Regions from separate parts of the Mus musculus genome. Here region 1 is linked to region 2. A link is a loop called in an ENCODE intact Hi-C map of the cell type or tissue named here. Cell type or tissue: left cerebral cortex. All regions are shown on one strand. Links, peaks and the distances in the headings refer to the core of each region. The heading gives the core; the rest is flanking DNA.

Region 1 (16,023 bases), core at 6,362-11,361, 86 kb after region 2:
TCCAGGCATGATAGATTCTGGGCTTCTGAACTCACTGCACTGGCTATCTGCATGAAGCCCACATGAGGCTGGACTCATCAACATTTCATTATGCAGTGGTGGAGGAGCCTATGAAGCAAAGCCCGCACCTCACTGAGGGACTATTGGCAACTGATGGTTGTTGGAGGAAGAGGTAGCATTTCTTGAGTGGTGCAGCCACCTGATAAGTTGCTTTTGCTTAAGTGTATAACCTGTCACTTATGCTAAAGCAAAAAAACAAATTACTGTAGGTCACATAGAAAAGAAGACGTGGGCTTAGGGAGGGGACGTGTTGGGTAGAAGTGTTTTAGCAGGGAAAGGGGTAGATAAGAGAGGAGAAAATAGGGTGTTGATGGGGGGTGAAACTGCTAAAATTATATAAATGTATGAAATTGTCAAAAATAAAAAAATACTTTGGGGGAGGTCGGATGCAAATCAAAATGAATAGAAGACCTACAAAAGCTACAACTGAAATTGATTAGAAGAAACAGGCCTCAGTGTGATGCTCGATTAAGCTGGGGGCTTCCAGGATAGGATCACACACACACACACACACACACACACACGAAAAAGTATATAAATTGACATTTGAGGTTGTTTTATTATCTCTTAGCAATGAAAGGACAGTTGTTAATTATAGTCTCTAGTTAACAGATTTTTTTTTTTTTTTATATTAAGTTCTGAATGGTTTTCCTCACAAGCTCATTTTTTGTTGTTCTGTCTCTGGGAGTTGAAGGAGCACTGTTGGTGGGGAGAATGACTCTTGCTAAGTTTCTTAGATGTGAAGTTTTCACGTCCTTGGTTTTCAGAAGTGATAAGGTCCTCAGGTGCTTTAGGATAATATTCCTTCAGAGTCTGGGTAGGAAGTGCAGCAGCCAATTTCATAATTGTCTGAGTGCTGCACAGATGTCAGAGAGTAGAACGCCAGCTTTTCACAACCACAAGAACTGATTTCCAAGGTGAGAGTTAAAAGCCATACAGTTGTTCTCTGGCTGCCATTACAGCCTTAAGCAAAAACGTTCTTCCCAAGGATCCCCTTATTTCTTTGGGCTAATGACACAGTAGTTTGAGGATGGAGAGACAGTGAGATTAGAAAAAAACAAACATTTCTTCTGAGAAATGAGGATTGCTGGCTGCACTGGAGTCTGTGTGCCAGTCCATCAGGGCTGCTGTGCAATTTTTTAGGGTTAGAAATGAAACTATGTACTGCTGTGATACATGTGACCAAGGATAGCGGTAATGTAGGCACGCTGAAGAGAAGATGAGCCAGATGAGAAAGAACATAGTTTATCACCCATTGAAAGTCAATAATGGTGACGGACCATGAAGCCTCAAGGTGGCATGGAGATCCCCAAGTGAACCCTCACTGTGTGCCTTCTGTCATGGCTGTTGCAAGGAGCAGTTTTCACCTGCCTTTGGTTTTATTTTTTTGAACAGACTTTTTCAACATCCTTATTGTCTATCAAAGCAAGTCTTTATTTCCCCTTTGTTTTGTTTTGTTTTGGTTTGTTTTTGTTTTTGAGACAATGTTTCATTCTATAGTATGGGCTGGCCTAGAAATTACTGTGCATGACCTCAAATATAGGCACATTCCTCCTTGCTCGGCCTCTTGAGTGGTAGAATTAGTGGTCTTAGCCACCACTCTCAGCTCAAGGCAGAGTTTTTTCCTTTTTGTATTTGATGCTTGGCATCTTAGATCCTTGCTGAGGAACCTGCCTCTTCCAAGATTAGCCAGTTCTCTCAATCACATCAAAATGAACCAATATGAAACACATACCTCAACCAGCTCTTCTTAAACTTTTTCACATGATATGTTTTGATCATATTCTTTCCCCTCCCCCCAGTGCCTTCCAGTCCACCCAATTTCATGTTCTCTTTCTCTCTCAAACAAATAAGCAACCCCCCCCCCAAAAAAAAAAAAAACAAACCCACAAGAGGCCTTTTTGTGTTGGGCAACTACTCCTGAGCATGGGACCTGTCCTAGATTATGTTTGAAATACCTAGTATCACTCCATTCCAGGTAGGTTTTTACCCTTCAGAAATTTCACTTTCTTAGCTCTACTTGTCTAACTTCTGGTAGACAACCTTACCATGCTTCAGACTCATCTGTCTGATCCCATTCTCATCCCCATGCTGTGAAGCAGACATTCATGTTAGGTGTTGATGTAGATACTGTAAAAGTAACTTTATTTTTCTATACTAATAGTCATCTCCAAGGCTTGCTGCCTCAGTCTGCTAAACTTGGCCTAATTCTGGAAGCTTCCTACAATGTAATCTAGGCCTAGAATGTTTTCAGCCTCTGAGACTTATTCTGAATAAGCTCACCCCTTCCGAATTTTCTCTGCGCTCTGGCTGGCTGATTTAACTCAGTTGTTCTGACTCAAAACTCCTCCCCAAGCTGCCTGATTCAATCTGGTTTCTCTCAGCTTCTCCTGAATTGCTCTGCTTGGCCTCATACTAACTCTGGAAATCTGTTCTAATCTGGCTCCTTCTCTGGCTCATTCTGCCTTCACCTGTGTCTAGTTTGTTCTCTCTGTACGATTGTTCTGGTAAAACTGCCTCTGTCTCCCTCCTTGTGCTGCTCTACTCTCCCTCTCAACTCTACTGCACTGCTCTCCGAGAACTCTATGTTCCTGTACTGTACCCTCTTCCTCCTGTGCTGTCTGCCTCTCCCTTAAGTAGCTTCCCTTTCATCTCTCTTCTCATGAGAGTTGGACATATCCCATTCTGTCAAATCTTTCTCTGATTCATCACTTTATGCCACTCAATTAGTCATCACTTTCAAACATGGGTGCTTCCTTCTACAAACTAACCTTACCTTCATTGTTGGGATTAAAGATGTGTACTAAAGGCATGCTTGTATTCCAGCCTGAAGGATGAAAGGTATGTATTAAAGTCTGCCACAGCCACACCCTAACTAGAAACAGGTTCAAAGTTACTATTGGCCATGTTTTCTGATATTCTGATTCTTTCCGAACCATTCCACCAACAGAGGTCCAAGCATTTAAATATATGTACGTTGGGGGGTTGTGTTCATTCAACCCACCACATTCCAAATGTCACGTGGGTATATAGAGAATGACATGGTGCTGTCTGATTAAAAGCTTTAAGTGGGCCAGAATTTACTGAAGTGTTTACTCTGAGGAGAGAGATTGGGAAAACAGTAAGCATTTTATATTTTTTCCAAAGTACAGATCTGATGAGAGAAATATTTTAAACTTTCTTAGATGTGAGGAATTCTCAGCTAATCTGATAACCTACTTACATTTGTGTATACCGATTTATATTTAGAATTCACATTATTGGAGAAACCACTTTTGATCCAGGAAAACAAATTCTCGTTATTTAATTCCCTAAAAGGGGTGTAGTAGGAGGGGGGTGCCAGAATTTAAAAAGAAAGAAAAAAATTCCTTAAAGTAAAATACCTTGAAATAAAAGATTATTTTTATTCTCTTCAGATGTTTGTTAGAATGTAGTTTATATGAGGAGTGAAATAAAGGACTAATTCCTCATGTTATCTTCAGTAGTTATGTGGGGAATTGCAGGCTGGTCTCCAGTTGAGCTGAGGTCTGAACCCCGAGAATGGTGATAATTCACCTTCATGATATGGTAGGTGATCCCTTATGCTCCTGGAACTCTGGCCCCTCCCCCCACAAGAGAAGCATGGTCAGTAGTCACTTAGGCAATGGCCCAAGCTTTTGACCTTCAGGCTAAACTCCCCAGTTACCTAGCAAAAGTGAAGACCATAAAAAGGGCTGTTCGGCCCCACCTTGCTCTCTTACTCTCTTACTTGTCTCTCTTGTTTCTTACCCCTCAGTCTCCCTACCCCTTTACCCCCTGCCTTTCTATAATAAAGCTCTTAAACCATAGAGAGTCTCTGCCCATCAAGGCTGTGCGCACTCTCGCAGGTCTTGGGAACCTCTTCCCTCATCCCTCTCTTCTATAACCCTGCTGGCTTTAGCAAAGTAGCTCCGGGGTTCCCAGGTAGGGTTACCCCTGGCCACCCCCTGAAGAGTGGGATAGAGGAATGCCCACCCAGGGATGAGTGGAGGTAGTTAGCAGCCCTCTCACACCTGACAGACCAGAGAATAGGGAAAACTCTGACGGGGCGTGGGCCTTTTCCCTTCCCCCTCTTCCCCAGGGCCCCTTTTTTAGTTCCCACATAGTTACATTAGGTTTAACTAAGAAGTCCTTCTCAGGTTGCTGGGTGAGTTCATTTGTTTTAACCTCCTGGTGACAGCTAGTTAAGTTATAGTTAAGTTAAAGTGCTGGTTAAAACCGCTTACCCAGAGGAGAGGTGCACGGGCCTTATGAGAATGACTTGCTCTCACTCCTTTCTTCTCTGTTTTTTTTTTTTTTCCCCTTTGTTTGAGACATTAGATTTTTGATAAATAGTTGCTTCTAAGGAGATATTAAGAAAATCTTTTTGTCTTAGTCAGGGTTTCTATTCCTGCACAAACATCATGACCAAGATCAAGTTGGGGAGGAAAGGGTTTATTCAGCTTACACCTCCAAACTGCTGTTCATCACCAAGGAAGTCAGGACTGGAACTCAAGCAGGTCAGAAAGCAGGAGCTGATGCAGAGGCCATGGAGGGATGTTACTTACTGGCTTGCTTCCCTGGCTTGCTCAGCCTGCTCTCTTATAGAACCAAGACTACCAGCTTAGAGATGGTACCACCCACAAGGGGCCCTTCCCCCTTGATTACTAATTGAGAAAATGCCTTACAGTTGGATCTCATGGAGGCATTTCCCCAACTGAAGCTCCTTTCTCTGTGATAACTCGAGCTGTGTCAAGTTGACACAAAACTAGCCAGTACACTTTTTAACATCTTTCCCTGCTTTGCTGATAGGAAATCTCAGCAAATCCAAATTGGGGAGGCAGCTGCTCCCCTGCCAGGGCCCTGTGTGCCTTTCTTACCATGGCAGCTGAGGACGACTCTCTGCTTTCTTTACAGACAAGCTTACTAATGTGTTCTCATGCTGTGGCACATTACCTCCCCCTTACAGGCTCTTTTTCCCTGCGTCTGTAATTTAGCAGTTGTAAAGCAAAGGAGTACTTGGAAGCCTGAAAACCCAGCACAAGGCCTTGTTTTTGTTGTATGACAATTTGAAGAAATTAGCAGGAGGAGGACACAATTGGTTTAGAACTGTTAATCTAAACAAACTAGTAAGTTTACTATGTGTCCTGAGTGTTTGAGATTGCTGTTAGCCTTCTGTGTTACGTTTCTCTGTCACCTCGTTACACATGAGATGATCGGTCATAGGAAAGCTGACTGCATCTCAAGATGTCTGTGTGCTTCACTGCAGGCCAGTGAGTCATTGGTTTCCTTTCTCTCTATCATTTCAGTTGTTTCCTCTCCAGTCTTTGTTTTACCGTCCATGAGTCCTCAGAAGCAAAGCAGCATTAGCTTTGTCCTTCCCCTACCTTGTTCCTAAAGTGCCTATAGTTTTTACAGCTTTATTTGGGGCTGGAAAGATGGCTCAGTGGTTAAGAGTACTTGCTGTCCTTCCAGAGGATCCGAAGTCAGTTCCTTAACATCCATATCAGGTGACTCATAACTCCCTGTAACTCCAGCTCCAAAGGATATGACACCTCTCTGAACTCTGGTGTCTGCACTCACAGTGGACCATACACATAATTTTACAAATTATAAAACTAAATTAAAAAAAAAAACCGAACAACTTTTGCTTGATCTTATGTTGGAACTTTACATCTGTTGGGAAGAAAGTAGGGTAGTAAAGTAGATAAAAACTCTCTAGGAGTTAGTGGAAGTCCTTAGGAATCCTAAGATAAACAGTAGGTAGCCAGCTCCAGTGACTAGCTTTCATCCTGCCTCATTGCAGTTACAAATAGGACCCGAGTTCAGTGACAAGGCTAGAGACATGGCTCAGTGGTTAAGAGCATCTGCAGGCACACACTCACATAAACAGACATGCACAAATAAATAAATATCTCTCTGAAGAATAAGGAAATGAGGGCCGGGGAGGGAGGTTGAGGTTGAGGTAGGAGAGTAGAGAAGGCAAGCAATGAAGAGAGGAATGAATAGAAAGGTAGCATAGGCTCTGTTCTTGTCAATGAGAGGATGTCACCTACAAGTCTTCCATCTATGGATGAAAGGTATGGTGACATAGGCTTCTAGTCTTAGCACTCAAGATGCTTAACAAGGAGTGTCATGAACTTTACTCCTGCTTGAGTTAACCCTGTCCGGTTGGTGCTCCTTCCCCCTTTCCCCCCCAAAAAAGACATAACCCAATACCAGAAACAACAAAAACCCACTTGTCGGACATAACTGTTAGATATTTGGGGGCTGGAGACATGTCTCAGTGGTTAACAGCACTGCCTGATCTTCCAGAGGAACTAGGTTCAGCTCCCAGAACCCAAATGGCAGTTTTCAGCTGTTGACTCCAATTCCTGATGCCCTCTTCTGGCCTGTGTGGACTCTGCATGTACGTGCACCACATACATGCAGACAAAATACACAAACGCATAAAAAAAAAAGAAATAACACATTTTAAAAAATTAAAATTAAAAACAAATAATATTGGAGAAGCTTGGGGGTATGTGAAAAGATGTGTGAACAAAGGGGTTAAAATTAGAGTCTCTCCAGCCCCGTCTTTCCTTTCTGCTCTTCCAGAGGTCCTGAGTTCAATTCCCAGCAACTACATGGTGGCTCACAACCATCTGTAATGGGATCCGATGCCCTTTTCTGGTGTTTCTGAAGACATTGACAGTGTACTCAGATAAAATAAATAAATCTTTAAAAAAGAGAGAATCATAAGGACATACTTTTAAAAAGAATTAGGAAAGACTAGTTAAGAAACAGTGTGTCCATTATGGGCAGAATAGGGGCCAGGGGTGATTACCTCCTTTCAAAACCATGAATGAGAATACTGAGCTGTTCCTTACATGTGAAGGAAGCTACCTGCCCAGGAGGTAGGATGCTGAGCCCTGCCTTGGGAGTGAGAGCTGTACACTAACAACAGCCAGGAGCTGCTTGAAAGTCAATTCCCTTTGGCTTCTTTCTCACAGATTTCCTGTTTCTTCCCAAGGATACTTGTACTGTGTTTGCTGTGTTTTTGTTTTGCTTGTTTGTTTATGTTAAAGATGAGCAGAAGTAAAAGAAGAAATAAAGCTTCATTCTAAGTTTGAGTCAGACGGTAAAATTACCCATTGAGTTTTAAAGCTGGAGCTCAGTGCCTGCAGATACGTGAGCTTTTGTTTCTCTGCCACCTCTTCCAGGTGAATGAATGAGGTAGCCATAGATCTCAGACCATTGCTATTAGCAGATACCCTCATAAGACCTGTTTTGTATTTTATTTTGAGCATCTTGTTAGGAGGACAGTTAATATTATATAATTATTTAATCTGTCACTTTAAAAAAGTAATACTGTGACAATGAAAACACTTTGGGTAAGAGAAAATCAAAGATGGATTTCCAAAAAGAAAAAAACCAAACAAACACATTTTATATTTTTGTTTTCAGAGGTGAACATATTAAGTATGTATGTAGTGGTATTCATACAATGACTATTACAGGAAAGTTATCTGCAGTTATGCGGTGGGTTCTACCTTATGAATCCTGTCTGTCTGTTGAACTCCATTGTCAGGCTTGGTGACAGGCACCTTGCTCAGCCACCTCACTGGCCTTGTGAAAGCATATCTGAGGTTGCTGTTCTTGGGTTCTCTTAGTGACCTCTAGTTTGTGACAGCTGTTGGTACATTTCTGAGTCAGTCTTGACTGTCGGGCTTTGAGCTCTAAACTACATTTCATATAACCTAAGATGCAGATTCGGTTGCTCTCAAGTTGTTGAAGTCCTTTGGATTTGTTTTTGGGCTATGCCACCTTGAAAACTCCTCTCCCTCTTCACCTCTTAAGGCTCCTGCTCCAAAGAGCACGCTCGTTCCCGCTGGCCCCATCACCAAGTCGTCTGGTTCTCGGTTCCGGAACAGTGTGGAAGGGCTGAATCAGGAGATTGAGATCATAATTAAAGAGACGGGGGAGAAGGAAGAACAGCTGATTGTAAGTAGCCTCCACCCTCAGTGCAGGCTTGCTGTGAACTCCAGAGCTCTGAGGAGTCACATTCGGTTGGCTGTATTTACATTTCTTACTGAGAGAATGAAAATTTGACTTTTTTAAATAAATGAAAATAAAAGCCTTTGACCGTGAAAGGGATTGAAGAATTTTAACTTCTGTTCATTTCACAGAATGAATGGGCCCAACCTTAGTTCAGGTCCTCTAGCAGAAACTGGTTTTCATTTGTAGCAAATACCTCATTTTGCTTTAACTCCCTACAACAAGTTGGAGTTAGTTCCGTGGAGGGTGGGGCAGTTAGAACAGCAAATTGTTTCTAAGGGGTGTCTGCCCCCCACTTTTGTAGGCTGCTTGGTTTGACTTGACTCGCATCTGCATGAAAAATGAGTTTTGTGGCCCAGAGTACTTTTACTCAGCAGTTGTTCTTGAGTGCTGTGGGGGGTTAGTTTGGAGAAAGCCCCTACAGGTGTGTGGGATTTTCTCCCTGGAGGTGAAGGCAGCTGGGTGTGGTGGCTGGCCTGTACTCCCAGTCATTCCACAGCTCCTCCAGTTTGAGGCTGGCTTATATAACTGAAATCCTTTCTCAAACAAACAAAAGACAAAACTTGGTTTAGCTTTAAAAATATACAACTCTCCCATCCCTGTTCTCCATTCTATAAAATGGAGTATGCTTTTCCTGACTAATTAAAGCTAAGTCAGTCAAAGTTGTAGAGGGAGCTGGCTTGTCTGCTGTGTGAGCCACACAAGCTTTCATAAATGTCTCCTTGATTTCACCCTCTAATTAGATCTGCTGTGATTAACCTTTCACTCACAGGAAGGGTTCTTTGAAAAAAACAACTTAGAAGAAGAATGGGCAAGAAGGCCCAGGAATGAAGGGCCTCCTGTGTCACTGGTTAGCACCTTTGCTCTCTTAGGGACCTGTGGCTCACCAAGCTTCTCCTTTACTGTGACAATCCTTTGTATACTTTTAGAAATAACAGTACATGATATTTAGGGGGCAGTACATTTAGTCAGCAGATGTTGACCCTCCAGTGTGCCGTGCCCTGAGAAGACAAATCCTTCCCAGAAAGTGCTGCTCACTGAGGTTAGGTGTGGGTGTCAGTAATGAGCAACAGGAAGGCCCAGGGATAGTAGAAGATGGATGCTTGCTTGTTTTTGAAATGGGGTTTTGCAATATAGCCCAGCTGCTCTAGAAATCAGAATCCTCCTGTTTCGGCCTCCCAAGTGCTAGGAGTACAGATTTGTGGCACCATGCCAAGCTTAGAATTTGATTTGTGAGATTCTGGCCACAGAGCAATGTGGACACTGGATAGATATACTGCTAGTAAATTTCAGAATCAGTGGTATAAACATCTATTTTTAAAATTTTGTAACAGCCACAAGATATTCCAGATGGTCATCGTGCGCCTCCGCCCCTCGCACAGAGAAGCAGCAGCACACGAAGCATTGACACACAGACCCCTGGGGGTGCAGACAAGGGAAGCAACAACAGCAGCCGCTCTCAGTCTGTGTCCCCAACATCCTTCCTCACCATCTCTAATGAAGGCAGTGAGGAGAGCCCCTGTTCAGCTGATGATCTGCTTGCGGATCCCAGAGATAAAGGTACGGTAGGTCGGAGCTTCGTCCAGAGCTAATGGCATACCTCCTGTTTGATCTTTTGTCCTGATCTTTTCCCTGGGATCCCACATGTTGGAGGAATGAGGGAGGGCACCGGGTCAGAACAACTGGAGCACAGTGCAGCTTTGCCAAGGGGCTCTGATGGTGCTTGAGTTAAGTGGGTGTGTAGGCTTTTGTTTGTATTTTTTATTTTCCAGCATTTGTGGTGGATATAGCTACCTTATGAGTGACTAATGCAGTGGTTCTCAACTTTCCTAATGCTCTAACCCTATAAAACAGTTCCTCATGCTGTAGTCAGGCCCAACCATGAAATTATCTACTTCACAACTGAGTGCTAACCATAATGTAAAGTTTTTGGAGATACAGGTTTGCCAAAAAGTTCTGAGTTTCACAGGCTGAGAAGCACTGGACTAACTGAATATTTTCCTGAAAAGTACTTTGTTTTAAATCATTTTCCCCATTGGGAATTTATTGCCTTAATAATTCTTAATGAAATGTGAAGCCTTCAACTTAATGCTGTTGAGGATACTTCTAACAAGGATTAACTTGATTTATCTCAAATCTAAATGAGTGTTCAAAGCAAAGTCAAGATTGGGGGTAGTAAGGCTGAAGGTAGTCCAGTGGTTAAGAGAACTTGTTAATCTTGCAGAGGACCATGATTCAGTTCCCAGTACCAACCCACATCCATCTATAATTCTAGATGTAGGGGACTCTTCTGGTTTCTACAGGTTCTTCATATATGTCAGTGCACATACAAATGGGCACACACATACACGTGATAAATTTTCAAAACAAATTTTTAAAGGTTGGAGTTACATACAATAAGAACTAGCCTAAATATTCCAAATATTAAGTATAAAATCTTACCTTTGAAAAGAAATATGATTATTTTTATGGGCCTATATCAGAGTAATACATTCTGTTAGCTTAATCATAGTTTTTATATGTACTTGAAAACAATGATGTAACAGCTGTCTGTAAGTTGTCCAGCTCAGTTCAGAAGAAGTGTATTGAGAGCCTCTTGCATGCCATTCTGACTGGCTGCCTCTCCCAGGTACCTCAGCATTTGAATCTGGCAACAGCAGAACTTTGACTTAGGGCTTAGTTAATTATTAGTTATTTCCCTGAAATAACAATACATAAGTATATGAAAGAGATGTACCAATCAAATGTGAGCTGATGGTAAATCACAGATTGCTGTGTTTGTGTCCTCCACCCATGCAGAAGAGCAGGCACAGTAGGGTGTGTCTATAGCCCCTGCACTGGAGGGACTAACCTGCCTCCCAAGCACGCCAACATGGCAAGCTTCAGGTCCTGAAGTGAGAGATCCTGTCTCAAATGAGGCAGGATAGTTCGGCAAGTAAAAGCTCTTACCACGCAAGACTTGACAACCGAAGTTCAAACTCAGAGTCACACTGAAAGAGAACCAACTCCACACAGGTGTCCTCTGTTTTCATGTGTGTGCTGTGGCACACACACCTACACACTAATAATAAGTAAAGCTATTTAAAAAAAATAATCCCAAAGCCGGGCATGGTGGCGCACGCCTTTAATCCCAGCACTTGGGAGGCAGAGGCAGGTGGATTTCTGAGTTCGAGGCCAGCCTGGTCTACAGAGTGAGTTCCAGGATAGCCAGGGCTGTACAGAGAAACCCTGTCTCAAAAAAACCAAAAAAAAAAAAAAAAAAAAAAAAAAAAAAATCCCAGCACTGCAAATGCAGGCTGATCTGTGAATCCAAGGCCAGTCAAGGCTGCAGAGCTAGATCCTGTCTCAAAACACTTTTCAAAGGAAGGTGGTGCTCAGTAATGGGAGACATTTGACACCCTCTGGCCTCCACCTATGTATGCTTGGGTGTGAGCACACGCACCATATACACCCAATTTAAGATAAAAATAAATCTTGAAGCCAAGAAGATGACTGAATGGGTAAAACACCTAGTATACAAGCATGAGGACCTGAGCCTCAGTCCCAGGTATCCATGTTGATGTCCGTACATACCCACAGATGCACTCAGAGAATTCAGTCTTGCTGACTCTTCTACTGAGGATAATTTATAGCATCCCCAGAGGTTTTGTGAGTTGATTGGCATTCAGGGTGTATAATTGTCAGTGCTGAAAATGCTGCTTTGCATAAGTGTATAATAAACAACAGTGGAATATTGTATAGGGCCATTGTTGAAGTTCTGTCCTAATCTCAAACCAAAGTCATGTAATGATATTTTTAAACTGAAACTTAATTCAAAAATACAGGCATCAATATTAAAAATCTAATACTTAAATACCACACAAAGAATTTTAAGAAAATGTCTAAGGCATCTTTCTTTTTCACATTTAAATTGTGTGTGTGCGCGTGTTTTTAATATATATCATTTCATGTGCTTTGGTGTTTTGACTGCATGTATGTCTGTATGAGGGTATCATATATAGTGAACCGTAGTTACAAACAGTTGTGAGCTGCCATATGGGTGCTGAGAATTTTTTTAAGGATTATTTATTTATTAATTTACAATGTTCTCCCTGCGTATATGCCTGCAGGCCAGAAGAGGGCATCAGATCCCATTACAGATGGTTATGAGCCACCATGTGTTTGCTGGGAATTGAACTCAGGACTTCTGGAAGGATAGCCAGGGCTCTTAACCTCTGAGCCATCTCTCCAGTCCCCCGGGTGCTGGGAATTGAACCAAGGTCCTCTAGAAGAGCAGCCAGTGAGTGCTCTTAACTGCTGAGCTCTCTCCCTAGCACCGATTATGTTTTTATAAGATTAGAAAGCTGTGTGTACAGTAAAAACTCTGTAGTTCATAATTTACGATCTTGAGTCCAAGCTTAAGGATTTCAGGAACCCTGTGTTCATGTGGTGTGATAGTGTGCGGTGTAGAGCACATGCTCTGCTCAGAGCCCAGCATGCAGTGAAAGTGCACTGTGCAGCTATGGTGCCAGGGCTTCCTTGGGTGTTTGATTTTTGCTTTGTCTTCGGTTGTTCTACATAAGAAATCTTTCATTCTTGCCAGCTTTTTTGTAACCCACAATCAATTATGGGACACCATATGGGTCCATAGTTGAGGAAGGTGAGCATTAAAGCAGGCTGTGATGGTATATACCTATAACCCCAGCACTTGATGGAGGAGAAGGATCACTCATGATCATCTTTGGCCAGTCTGGGCTATGTAAAGCCCTGTCTCAAGAAACAAAACAAAAAACAGGTTGGGTTTTAAACTACATTTGTAGACTGTTGGTAATTGGACTTCTAAAAAAAAATTGTTAGATTCTAGGTTGGATTGAAAATAGCTGTCAAAAATTGCCCCTTGGCTTTCTCATCCCATCAGCTCTACCTTTTTGTATGAATTCCATAATTTTTTTTCCTGGTACTTTTGATTTTTAGAAAGGAATGACTGATGACTTCTGTGAATTCCTTTTATTAAAAAATAGGGTCATAGCACCACTTTTGTTAAGAAATTTATAGTTTAGAGACAGATTGAAAATTTTAGAACAGTTACATAACATACCAAGAAATTTAAATTACTGTAGTATGAACTGAGTAAATCAACACTGGACCTGACTGTCAGAGTAATGAAATGGTCCCTCCCTCTGATAGGGTGCATTTGGAAAATGTTTTGAAACTTTTGAGGTAAGTTTATAGAGAGTTTTGGAAAAATGGTAGAATTTATTTCTTGTTGGTTATGGAAGCTTGTGGTCAGAAGGAAGTGTTGATATGTATAGCAGCTTTGACCTAAAGCAGAGACCAAGCAGAGGAGCAGCAAGAAGACACTGGCAGAGATACAGGGCAGGCCAAGGGTCAATAGCAAGCAGCCAGTGAAGAACTGTTTCAGATACATGTGCTGGGGAAAATACATGCTGAGAGTATTTGCTGAGTATATAGATACAAGGTAGCCAGATTGGTGTGTGTGCAGTCTGAGGAGTCAGTGCTCCAGGACTCAGTAGATACTTGTAAGTAGAAAAGAAACAAAACTGATAATTTATTCTTACATTTACATGCAAGTTTAATTCTTTTTTTTTAAGCCAGCAATGTCTTAGTTGTTGGGGTGTTAATGAAGAAAGCACGCTGCCTGTCTTTGAGTACTTCTCTGCAGAAGTTCAAGAATATTGATTATAGTGTTTTGATGCATTTTATAATAGTGTTTTGATGTCATTTCTTACAGAGAATGGAAACAATTCTCCTTTGCCAAAATATGCAACCTCACCAAAACCTAATAACAGTTACATGTTTAAAAGGGAACCTCCAGAGGGCTGTGAAAGGGTCAAAGTCTTTGAGGAATGCTCGTAAGTACCCCACATAAACACACTTTTTACATTAGAATTTTCAAATAACTTGAAAGGGTAGTGCAGTGATTACTTGCGTATCTCCCACTGAAATTCACAATTATTAGTTTTTCCAGTGTTTGCTGAAAATAGCCCTGGAATTCCAACAAACTATGTATTATTATCTTACTCCAGAATGATACTTAATGTCCACTAACATCCAATTATTCTCATTTCTTCAGCTGTCCCAATTAAAAAATGTGTGTGTGTGTGTGTGTGTGTGTGTGTGAGAGAGAGAGAGAGAGAGAGAGAGAGAGAGAGAGAGAGAGAGAGAGAGCGCTCGCATATGTATTGTCGGAGATCAAAGGATAATTTGTAGGAGTGGAAGTTCTCTCTGACCATGTGGGTCCTGAGGGCGAGCTCAGGTTGCTAGCTTGGTTAAGCCATCTGCCTAGCCTCCTAGAGCATATTCTATGGCTGTTGTCGCATCTGAAGTCAGCCAGGTTTACAAAGGAGATGCAGCATCTGTTTACTTAAGGTGAAGTACATATTTACCCAGAGTGGTTCTTTTTTCAGAGACCTGATAATCCTCAGGTTTTGTTCTCTTTTTTTGGTCTCCAGTGATTTCATATTTCAAAAATTCCAGTATACTTTAGGCTCAGCCATACTACTTTGAGAAGATAATTTAAGAAGTGGTAGATTTAGTCTGTGTGGTACCAAGGGAATTGACCCCAGGACTTCCTTCACACATGCTACATAAACACTCTACCTACGGGCTGTTCTTCCAATTCCTAGAAGCAGAATTTTTCTTATTTTTATTAATTATTTTTTATGTATATGAGTGTTATTTCTTCACCACTTGGGTGTCAGGTGCCCATAGAGGCCAGAGGGAAAAGAGTGGATCCTGTGGGGCTGGAGTTTCAGAAAGTTGTGAGCCAGCACATGGGTATTGGTAGGTAATAACAGCCATTCTTCATAATGGCTTAGCCACTCAGCCCCCAACCAGCAGAATTTTAAACTAGCAACTCTTGTTATTTTACTCCTTATTTCCAGTTTCTTGTGTCTGATTTAAAGCTCAAATTTTGCTTAGAAAGAATGTAGGGTTTTCATTAACAGTGTCTCCTTGTTTTGTAAGTGATGGCTTCAGGATTATAAGTATATATGAGGGCGTGCAAAGTAGTGATGAACATTGGAATATGATGATAGTATTTAGACCTTAACCTTAGATAGCAAGTCTAAGAACCTCCCTTCCACCCCCAACCCCGACTCTTGATGTTTTTGTTGCACTGGGGATCAAGCCCAGGTCTTGAGTATGTCTGGCAAGCCGTCTACCACTGAGCTTTGCCTCTGGCCCCTTTTTGCTTCCCATCCCCTACCCTACACCCCCCCCCCCCCCCGCCACCACCTCTTTCTTTGAGACCTGGTCTCACTGTGTAGCTCCTGCTGGCTTTGAACTCACAGAAATCCATCTGCCTCTGCCTCTCCCAATGCTGGAGTTAAAGGTGTACACCACCACACACCATGCATTTGTTGTTGTTGTTTTTCTTACTGTGAAACCTGAAATATAGTCCATCTTCCATTTCATTTAGTTTGTCTTTATCTTTTCATGAACATCTTGGAGTGAGCTGAAACATGCTTCCTTTGGTTTCTGTCCAACAGACCCTCCTGTTGATGATTTAAGTTCTGAGTAACCCTGCTGCACAAAGCATGTGGTCTCTGAATGGGTGTAGCTTCTACACTAGAAAACACAGGCAGTTGGTACCTGTCTATTTCTATATAACAATTGGAACCCGTTTTAGCAATTTGTTGTAGAGGTTTTTTTTTGTTTGTTTTGTTTTTACCATGTCAACTATGAATTTAACTGATGGCTGCTGAGGACCAGAGCTTTTCCAGATTTGTTATTGGCCTCTGCATCATAGTCACCTGGGAATTTACCAAAATTGTAGCTTCTACCGACCCCAGGTCTAATGAATCAGTGTATGGAGATAGGATGAGTTATAAATCTTTACCAAGTTCCTTAGATGATTTTATGCTCAACTTGAAAAATACTGGCTTAGACCTTGTCTTGGTTACTGTTACATTGCTGTAAAGAGACACC
Region 2 (16,023 bases), core at 4,668-9,667:
CTCAGAACCCTCTGTCTTGTTAACGGGTATCTTTTGTTGGTGTGTTTTGCTCTTACATTACAGATAGAATATCGTGTGTGAGCTGATGAATAATTACTTTCAGTTATTTTGCTTTTGTATAAGCCATCTGAGACCTTGCTATGCTGTATAAGTTGTGTGACGGAGCAGTGTGAGTATGAAATAAAGCAGATCACTTTCCTTTTGTATTATCTATGGATGCCACTATGAACGCTGACATTAAGCCACTCAAGAGTTTTCTATGAATAAGTGTAAGTAAATGCTTTGATATATATAAACCTAAATAAAAGATTGTATTGAGACAGAGACATTGGCAAAGGAAGTTTTAAGGCAGTTCTTTAGGTGTAAAAGGCTTGCTGTAAAATGGTGCGTTATTCCACTTATTAAAGATCATATTAATGACAACAGTAAGTGTATTTTTGATTTCATGAAATCTTCAGAAATTGTTACTGCTAATATGATATTGTACAGACTTTGCAATAGAGTCAGCACACACTATCTCTAACATGACTCTTATAACAGTGTGATACTAAAAAAAAGGTCAACTGAGATTAGAATAATAGCTGCTGCTTCCTAGCTACTACAATACACCAAACACCATGTTACTCATTTTATACTCAGTTGACAGTTTTTACCACTGCCTTAGAAACGTGTTCTCTGTCTTTTATAAGGGAAGGAATAGAAGGTCAGGAAATTTAAATACTTTCTCCAAGCCACAGACCTGGTAAGTGTATAAGATCCTGGTAATGTATTTTATACTTTGCTTTGAACTACAGCTTTTAAATTTTGCTTGTGGCAAGGAAAATTCATAAACAGATAAAATGTGCTCAGTGGTTATAGTGGCCAAGACCAAATTAAAGTGACTGAAGGTACCCAAAGCTGTCTGGGCTCACCTCCTGCTCACCTGCTACGATGTGGATGTGGTGCCTACGCTGCTGAGTAATGTTTTTGGTTAGATCCTTGTGGTTTAGGAGGTTTCTTCTTTCTCCTACAGTGTCTTTCTACGTTGCCCTGCTTTCTGCCTCTGGAGTAGCTGGTTCTGCGAGCTTCTACTACCATAACAGCTTGAACACTTGCTTAAAATAGAATGTGTGTTTCATCTGTGTAGATGAATTCGCTGTGTTGACTAGGTATCCCACAGTAGAACCCTTTATCAGTATTCAGGGCAAGCACATTCAGGGTGTGCTTTGACCCAGCCACTGCCGGGTGCTGAAGAAACAAACACGGCCTGCTCCCATAGGCTCTGTTGTCATCTTAAGTGATATTTTAGGGGTCAGAGAGGTAGAGTGTCTTTCTTCCTTTTGACTCTAGTCCGATACACATGTTAACAGGTCACTACTGCGGTTCTCTGCAGAGCCTTCTGCATAGTATTTAAGATGACAAATGCATTTCCTTAGAGGAAGTGTGATAACTTGTGAAAAGCATGTAATAATGACCCATTGCACCTTTTTAAAAGTTTTTCACTTACTTTTATTTTATGTGAATTGGTGTTTTGCTCACATGTATGTCTGTATAAGGGTGTTAGATCCTCTGGAACTGGAGTTAGAGACAGTTCCCAAATGGGTGCTGGGCATAGAACCTGGGTCCTGTGGAAGAGCCCCCAGTGCTCAGAACTGCTGAGCCATCTCTCAACCCCTACCCCCTCGAACCTTTTAATGACTTACCAAAAGTAAAATTATTTTCATTTATTCCTATCTGGTCTGTCTCCCAAGTTTATATTCCTCTCTGCAAAGAGCTACCTTCAGCCAGTGATTAATCTTTGTTCTATAATGGTTTTTTTAGATTAAAGACCAAATCTTACATGCATTTTATTGGTATAATTTATTTTTCAAAATTGAAAAGATGAACTGAGAGATAACAAAAAGTATGACATAACTCCTTCTCCAGGAGGGGAGAACTCACGGTGGTGACTTTCCTAGGGAGACACATAGGAAGGAGTGCCTGCCCGCTTCAAGTGCAGCCTGGGAAACAACCAATGAGTTCATTGGCATTGCACATGTAGGAGTATGGGCAGCTCATAAGCCAAAGACTTCAAGGGGGAACTGCATCACTGGAGCCTCCTCAGCTACCTGCAGGGGGAGGCTGGAGGGAGTGCTGAGTGGGATCCAAGTTTCCGAAGCCAACCATCAGCAGTGTCTACCAGAGACTTAGCTATCAGTGTGCTGCTTTATTCATTGCCGTGACAGAGGGATGAACGTCACCATCAAAGTCTCTTGCTTCGTGCTCTGGTTATGTCACAAGAGGAAGAAAAGACTACACCACAGCAACAAAAAAATAGTTACATCCGTACAAGGAAATAACTAAGAAACCCAAATAAGTGGTAAGCTGTGTTCTCAGAATGTGTCTGAAAATCCAGGGAAGATTTCAGCTGCAGAAGTGATTATTGGAAGGAAGCGGTGAGTGCAGGATGTTTGTAGAAGCAGCATGTTACGTTAAGTCCACACTTTTGAAAACCAGTTCATGTGTTTAGCTACATTTCAATAAGAGAGAGAAAGAGAAAACCTTTCTGAGGAAGAGAGGGGCTCTCGATTGGAGCACTGTGTAAGAATTTGGACTAATAGGTATGCAAAGCAGACCCTGGAGGCATGAGAAACTGCAAATGCAGTTTCCATTGGGACCACTGGGCCCCTTCAAAGGAGCATTAAGAAAAATATGGAAGCCAGGTGGTGGTGGCGCATGCTTTAAATCCCAACTCTTTGGAGGCAAAGGCAGACCTATTTCTTGAGTTTGAGACCCTGTCTACAAAATTAAAACAAAGCAAAATGGAAGGGGGGCTAGAAAGTTATGCTCCATGTGTATGAACATACATTGCCGTTGCAGAAAAACCAAGTTGGGTTTCCAGCGCCCACATCAGGTGGCACACAGACCTGAAAGAAACTCCAGAAGCTGGAGATCTGAAGTCTCTGGCCTCCTGCACACACATATGCACACAACTACAAATGATAAGAATACAATTCTTGCCAGGCGGTGGTGGCGTACACCTTTAATCCCAGCACTTGGGAGACAGAGGCAGGTGGATTTCTGAGTTCGAGGCCAGCCTGGTCTACAAAGTGAGTTCCAGGACAGCCAGGGCTACACAGAGAAACCCTGTTTCCAAACAAATAAAAGAATACAATTCTTAGAGCACATGCCTTTAACCTCAGCACTCAGGAGGCAGAGGCAAGCAGATCTTTGAGTTCAAGGCCAGCCTGGTATAGAAGGAGTTCTAGGTTACCCAGAAAAACCTTTTCCAAATGAAGACACCTAACATTAGCTTCTGGCTTAAACACACAGAAAAAAGTAGGATTGAGTGCATTAAATGGAAGGAAGGAGACAGAATGAGAGATGCTGACAAAGCTGTTTCAGGAGGGCTAACATGCAAGTCTGGACTCACCCTGGAGTCATCCAAAAGAGTGTAATCAGCAAGTGTCAAAGCAGCTAACTGTACTGGCAGTATAAAGAATGGGCTGAGAGGGAGGGAGCCATGAGGAGTCGTGTAGACAAGCACTGGCAAGAGATAATGAGAACCTGCATGGTGAGTCAGAGATGAAGGGAGGCAGGTACACACCAAATCAGAGACCCAGTGTCTGGACAAGGTTAGGCAAGGGAATGATTGTCCCTCACAGGGGTGAAAAGAGTCTCAGAATGTTCAGGTGACAGAAAGTAGTACCTTTAGAAGTTTGGATGTATTATATCCTCTTATTAAGTAATGTTCAAATTTTTGGTTCCAAATACACATGCTGTCCCTGATCACATATTATTTCTGTAGAAATGCTTCAAGAATAAGGCTTTCCTGAGAAGGCTGTAGGGAAAGTCAGCTTGTTTTGAGACAGTCCATTATTTTTAGATGAATGCCTTGATAGGTTAGCTTGTTTCACATAGTACATTAAGACATTGGGGGAGGGCAGCTCCATTCTTGCCCCTGTTTTTCTTTTAAAAAAAAAAATCAAGAACAGCCTTAAATTGAGAATGATGTCACATGACAACAAACTCAACCCTTGGGATCCTAAAATAGAACTGTCAAAAATTCAAGGGCAGGCTGGAGAGATGGCCCAGCAGTTAAGAGCAATGGCTATTCTTTCAGAGGTCCTGAGTTCAATTCCCAGCATCTACATGCAGCTCACAGCTGTCTGCAACTCCAGTTCCAGGGAATCTGACAACCTCACACAGACATATGCGCAAAACACCAATGCAATAAAATAAGAATAAATAAATTATATTTTAAAAAAATCAAGGCCAGCAGCCAGGGCTATGTGGCAAAACTGTCAAAAAAAAAAAAAACCCAAAAAACTAAACAAAACAAAAAAGCCAAGTGATGGCGCTAACAGTCTGGTCTCTTGAGTTTGAGGCCAGCCTGTTCTACAGAATGAGTTCCAGGACAGCCAGACTCCTACACAGAAAAACCCTTAAAAAACACACAAACAAAAAAGGGAGCTGTCTGTGCTGACCTGTGTTTGACCCCAGATCCCATGGTAGGACAGAATGGACTCCAAAGATGACCTCCGATGTCCCCACATTGTATTGTGAACAACTTTTTTTTAAATTTGAAAGTGGGTCAGACTGGCACCTTAAAAAAGAGCAGCAGACCTTGACATATGTGACTCTGTTGTAGAGGAGCACTTTGTGTCCTGGAGACCAAAAGGATTAAGGCAAAGGCAAAGTTGCCCTGAAGTGTGGATAGTGTCATCCGGCTTACCACCCTGTCTTCTTGCCCTCCCTTTTAACTAGGAAGGGAAAAACTCTATTCAAGAAAACAGTCTTTGTATGCTTGGGTGGTATGGGGTGGGGGTGGGGTGAGGGGTGGGGTGAGGGGGTTGTAAATGGAACAGAAAAACAGGTGAAAGTTTTCCATTCTTACCAACTTTTTTAGTAGCATTTAAATCATCAGTCTTTTATGTATAATGTCATGGAAGATATGCTTCAATTCCTAAGGGGGGAAAATGAAAAGACATACATTATTATCTTTAGACATCATGGAGAACTTCAAAAATACCAAGGTCTGGGGACAACATACATGTAGTTTACAGACAGACAAACAGACAGGCAAAACAGCCATACACATAAAATCTTTTTTGTAAAAGTCATGTCTCTTCACTTCTAGGAAAGTAATTTAAAAAAAAAAATGGCTATGATGGTTGCAGGTCTGTAATCCTAACACTTGGAAGACTGAAACAAGTTTGGCATAATCCAGAAAATTTAGCAAGACCTTGTCGAAAACTAAGAGATTTGCTCTTATAAAAAAGCCAAAAGGAACTAGATTCACTTCAGGAATGACGAACTGACCATAATATCAAAACAAGAGGTGTCTTTAGGGTAACGGGGGGGGGGGGGGGCAGCACATGTCTCATCTCTTATGAACCTGTGAAGAAAAGGATACATACCAAAGAGGTTAGGCTTTCAGCATCTGAGTGATTCATGTACTTGCCTCTTCCACAGCTTGCCGAACATGTGCTAGCAGAGATGCTTGTTTTCTTGAAACACTACCTTGGTGTAAAGCTACACTGTCCACAGTGGAGGAAAAACAAAGGTACAAGATAAACGGAACATTTTTGAAAGAGCTAAGACGTGATGCCTAGCACTCTGGGCTCAGCTCCCAGTACCACAGACGGGAAAAGTAAACAGATAACTGTCCATCTCCGTAACTCTTACTACTCCTTCCCAGTTGTCTGAAGACTCTACTCTGAGAGTTGGTCTTCCCTCCAAGCAGTCTGTCTGTGTCAGTGGTCGTACCAGACCAGCAGGCTCCTGATCTTTAACCTGAACTTGTAATGTATCCACTTGTGGCCACACTCATGCCCAGCTCAGCCTTCCTTCAGCACTCCTGTGGAGTTTTGGGTTAGTTGATTGGTTTTTAAGACAGGGTTTCTCTGTGTAGCCCAGGCAGTCCTGGAACTCACTCTGTAGACCAGAAATCCTCCTTCCTCTGCCTCCCAGGTTCTGGAATTAAAGGCGTGCCACACCACCCACTTCCTCTCAGGACCTACTGTCCTGTAGGCAGGAGAGGCCCATCAGTTTTCTGTCTCAAAAATAACAATGTTTAATTGACTGCTCTGCTAATGCCAAAATGCTATTCTTTTTCACTTTTAAACCGTTTTTATTTAACCTCTGTTAATCTGGCTTCTTGGGCTGGAGACAGGTCAGTGGTGGAACTTGCCTGGCAGGTTTGATCCCCAGTACTACCTAACCATACACACATGCATATAGGAGGCATGCATCTCAGCCCTTCTAAATTACTCTGGGCTCTTGAAAGCCATTAGGATGTGTGTCACTCTTTTTTGGAGTTAAGTTGGACAGAATGATCAGCAGTGAAGGAGAGTATGGCTGTGATGTACACACACACACACACACACACACACACACATACATACATACATTCACACACAGCCAGCACCCAGCACCCTGGCTTTGAGAAGAGTAAGTCTGGATTTTCAGATATTTCAAATGCTTTTATTTTGCATTTATAGTTATCATTTTTAACTTTTCTCATAATATTTAATAAAATGAGAGGTCATGCAAAGTCGTCAACCTTTACAGATATCCATGGATGTAGGAAGAGGAGGTTCTCCATTTGACAAGGAAATTGTCAACCTTGACAGAGGTCTCTTACACCTTTATCATCTAGTCAACAACCAGTGGTGATCTACAGGACCAGACACCATTCCTGAGATAGTTTTATAAGATGTCCCCAGTAGTTATCCTCCAGGTCATGTTAATGGCACAGTAGCAGAAAGTCTGTGTGCCACCTGACCACTAGGCGGCACTGCTGGTCCGAGTTCTGATTGCTAGACTGCTTCCTTTTTCAAAGACCATCACTTGTTTTGTTTGTAATGTTTTAATTTTTATTACATTTATTTATTTATTGTGAGTGTGTGTGTGCACTCTAGCACACAAGTGCCATGGCTGCATATTGAGGTCAAAGGACAACTTGTGTGAGTTTATTCTTTCCTCCTACCACATGGGTCCCAGGAATCAAACACACAGTTGGATACAAGTACCTTTTCCTGCAGTCCTGAAAAAAAATTTTTTTTGACTACCAATATCCAGCTATCATGGCAAGGCCTATGAGCACAATGTACATTTAGGTCTAGTTATGAGGTGTGAACAAGGTAGAAAGCCTACAGATTGGTCCTTTCCAGAAGAACACAGCCTACACCCAGACTTTAGCATGATATTATAGCTTTGCTTGAATTATACAATGAAATGTGAATTACAGGTGACTTATTTTTGTGCATGGATATATGTGTGTATATTGGGGGGGGGCATGTGTATGCTTTGTCAAGTGAGTGCAGTATAGAAGACAACCCTGGGTATCAGACCTTACCTTCCAACTTCAATGCAAGGTCTTTCTTGTTTATACCTTCGCTGCATACTCCATTTTGCCTTAGGCATACTAAAATTACACACAGACATGGACCACTGAATCTGGCTTTTACATGAGTTCAGGGACCAGAACTTGAGTCATTAGGCTTATACAGTAAGCACTTTGACCAGCAAAGCCATCTCCCCAACCCATAATTTACTAAGACATCAGGAAAGGCCTTTCATGGAACCCTAGCATTTGGAAGAATTCTACCAAAGTTTATCCAAGTTCTGTGCAAATATTTTATAAGAGAAGTTGGGTTTTAGAAGTTTGTTTGTTTGTTTGTTTGAATTGACTGGCTTCTTCGATATTTAATTTTTGGAAGAAGTAGTTTCTGGTTACTGTAGTATTTTTTCCTGCTTACAGTTTCTACCTTAAGGGCCTGGCATGGTGGAGCACAGTTTTAGTCTCGGCAGAAGCAGAAGCAAAAGGATCTCTCTGAGTCCCAGGCAAGCCTGACCTACAGGGCAAATTCCAGGATAGCCAAGACTACACAGAAATTTTCTGTCTCAAGAGATTTTCTTTTCTTTCTACCTTAAAATTACATATGCACCAGCATTAAGAATCCGGTTGGGTAAGCAGCTCGTGCCATACAAGAATGAAGACCCGAGTCCCCAGAACCCACACAAGAAAGCTGGATGTGATGGTACGCACTTGTAATCTCAGTAGGGGAGGCACAGGCAGGAGATTCCTTGGGGATCTGCCTGTGCCTTCCCTGAGCCAGCCAACTGAGCAAGCCTCCCGACAACCTACCAGCCAGTGAGAGACCTTTCCTTAAAAAGGGAGGTGGGGCATTACAGCTAGTTAAGGGGGGTTAACAGCCTGAGTCCGATCCCTGGAGCTCATGGTGGAGGAAAGACCTTCAGCAGTTCTCCTTCCCTCCACATGTTCAACATAGCATATTTGCACCTCTGCCTCCTCACCCCAGACACACTCAAATATATTAAAGCAAAAAATGGATACATACATACATACATACATACATACATACATATTAATACAAAGATAAGGTGGATGGCTCCAGAATGATGACACCCAAGGTTGTCTTCAGCCTCCATAGGCATGAACATCCGAACCTCTCTACCACAGACTACTTGAGGTGATTAGTTTATAAAGAGATACGGCTCCTGGTAAACCAGGCCACCTTAAATGATAGAGTTACCTATCTCCATTTCTATCTGGCTCAGCAAGTAGTGACTTCTGACCTACAAAGAAAACTTCCCAAGAGGAAGGAAATCCTCTCTGTTTCCCAACCCAAAACACATTTGAAGAGTTCATACAGACACCAGAACCAGGGCTCTTGATTTCAGCTTGGGTGGAATTCTTAGAATTTTAGTGAATCAAGTTTGCTCTAGAGTCCTCCTCTTAATTGCTTGTGATTTTCTGTGTCATTTGCGTATGTGACATATACGAGTGAACACTTTGGTGTCTGTCTAGGAAGAGACCAGTGTGATGAGCATACCAGTGAACTGGCCAGCTGTGTTTTGTTTGGTCTGAAAACTATCTGAAATTTGTTTTTATATGAATGCCTCTTTTGTGGGGCCTAGACTTTTCCCAAACCCAGTAACTCTCTCGAGTTACGCTCTACAAGATTTATTCATTTGTGTTACTTCCAAATCTCTGTAATCTTTCAGTTTGTACCTTCTCCAAAACCCTTTTTCCAGACATAACATGAATACAGAGCCTGGAGGATATGCCTGGCATTTTACGCACACTGGGGAGGAGAGCTAGCCACCTACTTTGAAGCAGGCCAGCTTGCATGCTCTCCAGCCCTTCCACTCTCCCATAGGATGGATGCTGCTGTTACCTATGTCTCTATTCTTCTCTGTGATCTCTGAAACCTACATTTGAACAGGGTGCAGTATTCATTTGTGAGTATTAACCAGTGAAAACCAAAACCAAAACCAAACAATAGTATTATCCTATCCCCTAGTGGATTCTCTTAAATCAAAAAATAAGCATTCGAGGCTGGAGATAGAGCTGAGATACTGAGATACTGAGTGCTTGTCCAGGAAGCACAGACTTCACGTTCATTCCTAGCACCAGAAACAAGCACCAGGAAACACTCCATTCATAAGTGTGCATCACCAAGCAGGTGGGACTCTCAAAGCTCACCGTTTGAGCTGAGGGGACAAGATGGAGACAGTGGACGACACACCTATAATCCTGGCGTTTGGGAGGCAGAGGCATGTGGATCTCTGAGTTCGAGGCCAACCTGGCAGTGAGTTTTAGGATAGTAAGGACTACTACATTATGAGAGTCTGCCTAAAAAAAAAAAAAAAAGCCAGCCCATTTGTAAGCTCCATTTGGTTGTTTTTATATAAGTTTCTCTAAAGCATTAAAACCATGGTCAGAGGAAACAATCAAGGAAGGCAGAAAGGGAAGGTCACTCTGGAGAGAGGCAGATGAAACAAAGGTTTCATGTCAGCCCTGTGGAGGCTCAGAGAGAGGAGTGCTTCAAAACCCTGGCTTTACCACAGACTGAGCAAGAGCCGTGTGGAGCTGTGTCACCAGCCTCCCATCCACCTCCACAGTCGAGACTCAGCGGTAGGTGCTTCTCATCCAGTTTCTATCTGGCTATGTCTCTGCTACGTAGTCTTGTAGTTGCCTCTGCCAAAGAAAACACTGATGATAGGCTATTTTTAAAATTAGGGGAAAATCCCCCACACACTTTGTTTTTCTTCTCCAAGCTGTGAAATCCTTCCAATTGGCCTCATTCTCCAACAGGGTTTTTTGAGATCAAAGACTGAGGGACTTCCAAAGTGTGTCTCACATTATAAAACATCCAGGTGTGCACTTTAAATCTGCTATCTGAAAAATCAAGCTTCATACAGAGACACTGACTGTTCACCAATACTTCTTTTTTTCATGGGCTCTCTTGTCTGGTACAAATAGTCTTTTTACTGGGGCATTTATCATGCAAATAAGCATGTTCAAGTATAATGTGAAAGGGTGAAAAGGAAACTGAGCAACACAGGGATGTGACAGCTGCCAACTTCATAGAAAGCAGCAGCACGCCACATGCCAGGTAATTCCACTCTATCTGCCCGTGGCTTGCTTTTCTCCTTCTCTTTCCTTTTCTTTTCTGAGACAGGGTTTCTCTGTGTCACCTCTGGCTGTCATGGAATTCACTTTATAAACCAGGCTGGCCTTGATCCTACTGCCTCTGCCTCCCCAGTGCTGGAATTAAAGGCTTGATCTACCTCGGCCCCTGCATCTTTCTTAATAAATTCCTATGCAGGAGTAAAACATAAAATGCCCTCATTTGTGATCTTCTTCAGCCTGTTAACACCGCTCCAAACAGAAAGCAGCAAGACAGAAAGGAAATTACCTGTGCCATTTAAAAGGGGGAAACAAACATTTTAACATCATTTTCCTTTATGTCCCAGAACTTTTAAAGCACTTTGGACTTTTGACATCTCAGAGAGAGAGAGAGAGAGAGAGAGAGAGAGAGAGAGAGAGAAAGAGAGACTGAATATGAATCAGAGACAAATTAAAATTTGGAAAGTGAGAGGGCCACCTGGAATTCATAAAGCCCTAATCCCCTCTGATCCCCCAGACCAGTTGAATAGGGAACTTATTGTCCTGGACACATAGCAGGCTACTGTCACTAGGATAGAGGAAAGGGTGGGGTTGAGTAGGCTGCCCACTTGATAGAAAACACACCAGACTTACCCCTAGGGACTGATGACAGGATCCAAGCTCCCACCCTCCCACAGCTCTGTACCTGTGTCTGGCAAGCACAGGAACCTACATTTCTGAGATGTATGGCTTATTTCACAGAGTTTATAGTGTCCCTCCCACACTGCTACCTCAAGCCCAAGGCTCTCACACATGCTATATTCTAGCCCTAAACTATACCCTAGTCTGGAGCATTTTTTAAAAGATTTATTTATTATTATATCTAAGTACACTGTAGCTGTCTTCAGAAGAGGGCATCAGATCTCATTATAGATGGTTGTGAGCCACCATACAGTTGCTGGGATTTGAACTCGGGATCTTTGGAAGAGCAGTCAGTGTTCTTAACCATTGAGCCATCTCTCTAGCCCCTGGAGCACTTTTTAAATTGTAGATTTATGATTGTGGTCTAGGTTAAACCTTAATTTGGTTGCCTTATTTGCAGTATGTTTACCTTTAAGAAAAAAAAAAAGAAATGAATTTGGCCTTGCGTCTTATATAGTTTTTACCACCTGAAAACAACTGTTGTTCATTTATCAGCATGTATGTATATATGCATCAGTATGTATGTATTATGTATTATATATATGTGCATGCATTTGTTGTGTGTGTACATCTTCCTGGGTGTGGTTTTGGGGTACACATGCAAATGTTTTCCTCAATTGCTCCCATCTTTTTTTGGTTTTTGGAGATAGGGTTTCTCTGTATAGCCCTGGCTGTCCTGGAACTCACTCTGTAGACCTAGCTGGCCTCGAACTCAAAAATCAGCCTGCCTCCTGCCTCCCGCCTCCCGCCTCCCGCCTCCCGCCCCCCGCCCCCCGCCCCCCGCCCCCCGCCCCCCGCCCCCCGACCCCCGCCCCTCACCCCCTGCCTCCTGCCTCTGCCTAGTGCTGGAATTAAAGGTGCACACCACCACTGCCTGGCTCCCATCTTTTTCTTTTTCTTTTCCTTTTCCTTTTCCTTTTCCTTTTCCTTTTTCTTTTTCTTTTTCTTTTTCTTTTTCTTTTTCTTTTTCTTTTTCTTTTTCTTTTTCTTTTTCTTTTTCCTCTTTTCTTTTCTCTTTTCTTTTCTTTTCTTTTCTTCTCTTTTCTCTTTTCTTTCCTTTCTCCTTTTCTTTTCTTTTCTTTTCTTCTGTTCTCTTCTCTTCTCTTTTCTTTTCTTTTCTTTTCTTTTTTTTTTCTTTTCTTTTCTTTTCTTTTCTTGTAAGGTCTCTCACTGAACCTGGAAATTGGCAATTTAACTAGAGTGGTTGGCCAGCAAGTTCCAGGGGTCTGCCTGCTTCTACCCTGCCCTCCCCCCAATCCCTAGAACTTCAGGCACACATCAAGCTGAGTGCTGGAGAGCTGAACTCAGGGGCCTTCATGGCAGTTAGTTGCCTTGTTGACCGGGCCATCTCCCCAGGCCTATTAGTGTGTGTTAATTGTAAGAGATAGAGTTCCATTTTCAGGCATCTACAGAATGTTCTTTGATCAGACTCATCCCTGCCCACCATCCTCTAGGCTGGCTCTGCTGGTTTGATTTGGTTTCTCCTTTTTATGAGACAGACACAGCCTCCCCAGCACTGGAGTGAAATGATACGCATAGTGGCGAGTGGCCGACTAGAGGCGATGCACCACACAGCCAGCTCTGTTGTTTTTGAGGTTGAGCTTTTTCCTTATTGGTCAATTAAGATTCTTTTATTTACTTCAAATCTTTCCTCAAATGGACTAATTCATATATTAAATAACTATTTCTTGAGCGTCTGCCCTTGTGTTATATCTAACATATTTGAAAACCAAGATGAGTCATTTTTTTAGCTTTCTTCTAATTATTTATTTATTTAGAGCCAAGGTCTCACTGTATAGCCATGGCTAGCCTGGAACTTGCTGTGTAGATCAGGTTGACCTGGAACTCACATTGATCTACCTGCTTCTGCCTCCCAAGTGCTGGAGTTAAAGGAATACACCACTAAGCCAAGCTATTTTGGATTTATACTGGAATTGGTTTTGTTGTTTATTGGTTGGAGTGTTTGTTTGTTTGTTCCTTTGTGTTTGTGGGATTTTAAAAAAGATTTTTAAAAATTTGAGTATGGCCGGGCAGTGGTGGCACATGCCTTTAATCCCAACACTTGGGAGGCAGAGGCAGGCAGATTTCTGAGTTCAAGGCCAGCCTGGTCTACAGAGTGAGTTCCAGGACAGCCAAGACTACACAGAGAAACCCTATCTCAAAAAAAAAAAAAAGTGAGTATTTTGTCTGCATGTATGTATGTGCACTGTATTGTGCAGTGCCTTCAGATGTAAGAAGTCACTGGGTCCTTTTGAATTGGAGTACAGAAAATATGAGCTGCCATATGGACAGCCTGAACCAAAGACAGGTCCTCTGCAAGAACCACCACAAGTGCTCTCAACCACTGAGCCATCTCACCAGTCCCTGTGTTGTTGTTGTTATTATAATTATTTTTATTATTGCCAGGTGGTAGTAGTGGTGGTGGTGCCTTTAATCCCAACATTTAGGAAGCAGAGGTAGGCAGATCGCTATGAGTTCGAGGCCAGCCTGGTCTACAGAATGAGTTTCAGGACAGCCAAGGCTATAAAGAGAAACTCTGTCTCAAAATAAATAAATAATTAAAATAAAATTAACTATATTACTACCACTACTACTATTACTATTTATTATTATTATTACTATTACTATTATTATTGAAACAAGGCTCACTGGCCTAAAACTCATGTGCAGGAAGTGTCAGAATTACAGGTGTGAGCCACAGTGCCCACTCAACCAGGATCCCATTGAGATAATTTGCATCCCTGATGGCTAATGACGTTGACCTTTTTTTTTTTTCATATGCTGTTTTGTATCGTCTTCCATCTCTGTATCTTTGGAGTCTGTTCAGTTCTTGTTTGTTTGAGACAGGGTTGCATGGAGCCTAGACTAATCACTACCTCACTTTGTGCCTAGAATAACCTTGAACTTCTCACCCTTCTGTCTCTGCCCTCCCAACTGCTGGAAGTGCAGGAATCCCTGGTTCTGTGCAGTTGTAGGAGCTGAACCAGGGGCCTGCTCACATCAGACAAGCACTCTACCATGTGAGTCACATTCCTAGTCCTGTTTATTTCTTTTGAGATGGGGGTCTTGCAGTGTAGCTAGCCCTGGCTGGCCTCTATCGCCAGGGCTGACTGACCACAGTGATCTTTGTACCTCAGACTCCTGAGTAGCAGTAACTCTAGGCACGAGCTTAATCATGCCTGGCTTATATTTTAATTAGAATTTTTTTTCCAGTGAGGGTATTGAACCCATGGAGTTGTGTATTCAGCTCAGCACCTTACCACCGAGCTATATCCCTAGCTTGACATTAACCCTTCGAGCTGCAGACCAGTGGTAGTAAATACATTCATAGCACTATTCAGCCATCGGTACCACATCTCCATTTGTTTTCTTCTGTTTCATTTTGGAAAACTGAAACTCCACAACCGCTTCATTATATTTGGTCAAATATGAAAGGGTTTTATTATGTGGGGGTCATTTTCCCCTCTCAAAGATGAGTATATTTGTTATTTAAAAGCAGCATGTATTATTAATGGAAAACACATGTTCAAAAGAAACTGCTAGCTGGGCATGGTGGTGCACACCTTTAGTCCCAGCACTCGGGAGGCAGAGGCAGGCGAATTTCTGAGTTCAAGGCCAGCCTGGTCTACAAAGTGAGTTCCAGGACAGTCAGGGCTATACAGAGAAACCCTGTCTCACCCCCCCCCCCAAAAAAAAGAAAGAAACTGCTACCGAAAAGGCTAGTGGTTTTGGCGTTTCTGGAATCCACACCTTTGGGCCTGAACAGTTTGACCAAACGCATGAGAAGACTAAACTGCTCACCTTTGACCCAGTCAGCCTTGTATAGACCTGCATTCCAAAGATAAACAAATAAATAAATTGGATGTGTGCTCAGAGAGTCAAATACAAAGGTTCTCCAATTGGAAAAACACTAGAAAGAGCCTCTACAATGCTAGTTAACTAGGCCACCATATTAAAGCACCGTGGGCTATAGGGTTTAAACAACAGACATTTTTCCCTCACAGTTAGGAGTCCAAACTCTCAGCACAACTTGGTTCTGGGGCTCAAAGAGGATATTTGGGCTTCATGCATGCCAGGCAAGCACTTTACAACTGGACTGCATCCCTAGACCTTCTGTCTTAGAAGTGTCTTTTACTATGAAGAGACACATGACCATGGCAGCCATTATCAAGGAAAACATTTAGTTGGGGCTGGCTTACAGCTCAGAGGTTGCCCTGGCATGAAGCATGGCATCATGCAGGCAGACATGGTGCTGGAGAAGGAGCTGAAGAGCTCTACATTCTGAAGGCAGCAGGAAAAGAGAGAGAGCCGCTAGGGCTGGCTTGAACTTCTGACACCTCCGAGCCCACCCCCAGTGACACACTTCCTCCAACAAGGCCACACCTACTCCAATAAGGCCGTACCACCAATAATGCTACTCCTTATGAGTCTATGGAAGCCATTTTCATTCAGACCACCAGACCTTCCTTTATGGATTTTTAAAAAGATTTAATACACACACACACACAAACACTGTAGCTGTACAGATAGTTGTGAGCCTTCATGTGGTTGTTGGAAATTGAATTTAAGATCTCTGCTTGCTCCGGTCAACCCTGCTCGCTCAGGTTGCCCCTCTCGCTCAGTCCCTGCTCACTCTGGTCCACAGGTTTATTTATTATTATAATTAAGTACACTGTAGCTGTCTTCAGACATACCAGAAGAGGGCGTCAGATCTCATTACACGTGCTTGTGAGCCACCATGTTGTTTCTGGGATTTGAGCTCAGGACCTTCAGAAAAGCAGTTAGTGTTCTTACCCGTTAAGCCATCTCACCAGCCCCTTTATGGATTTTTTTTAAAGGTGTATTTTTATGATTTTATTATGTATGTATATCTCTGCATGGATATCCGCTCATTTGTAACGTGTGAGCCAGAGCAACCCTTCCCCCCAAGTTAATCAGTGTTT

What was found. Hi-C counts contacts between places; a loop is a spot of excess contacts. Peaks named below come from ENCODE experiments on the same cell type or tissue, not always from the same donor. Only the 100,000 strongest peaks of a DNase experiment are listed, where the experiment ranks them.
Region 1: it touches region 2 in a loop (7-fold over the local background); 19 of 42 quality-filtered maps call a loop at or near these places.

The regions. Positions count from the first base shown.
Region 1 is chr1:59,961,058-59,977,080 of GRCm38, forward strand. It overlaps Fam117b (family with sequence similarity 117, member B), which reads left to right. Exons shown (of 8, transcript NM_001037725.3): 5 at 7,897-8,040; 6 at 9,429-9,654; 7 at 13,826-13,946. Among named protein-coding and RNA genes, the nearest start is that of Fam117b, 56 kb to the left of the region's middle. In left cerebral cortex, for the core only: a CTCF peak has its summit at 6,445 (motif pointing left); DNase peaks (open chromatin) are centred at 6,425 and 9,300.
Region 2 is chr1:59,877,192-59,893,214 of GRCm38, forward strand. It overlaps Bmpr2 (bone morphogenetic protein receptor, type II (serine/threonine kinase)), which reads left to right. Exons shown (of 13, transcript NM_007561.4): 13 at 1-890. Among named protein-coding and RNA genes, the nearest start is that of Fam117b, 28 kb to the right of the region's middle. In left cerebral cortex, for the core only: a CTCF peak has its summit at 6,752 (motif pointing right); a DNase peak (open chromatin) is centred at 6,749.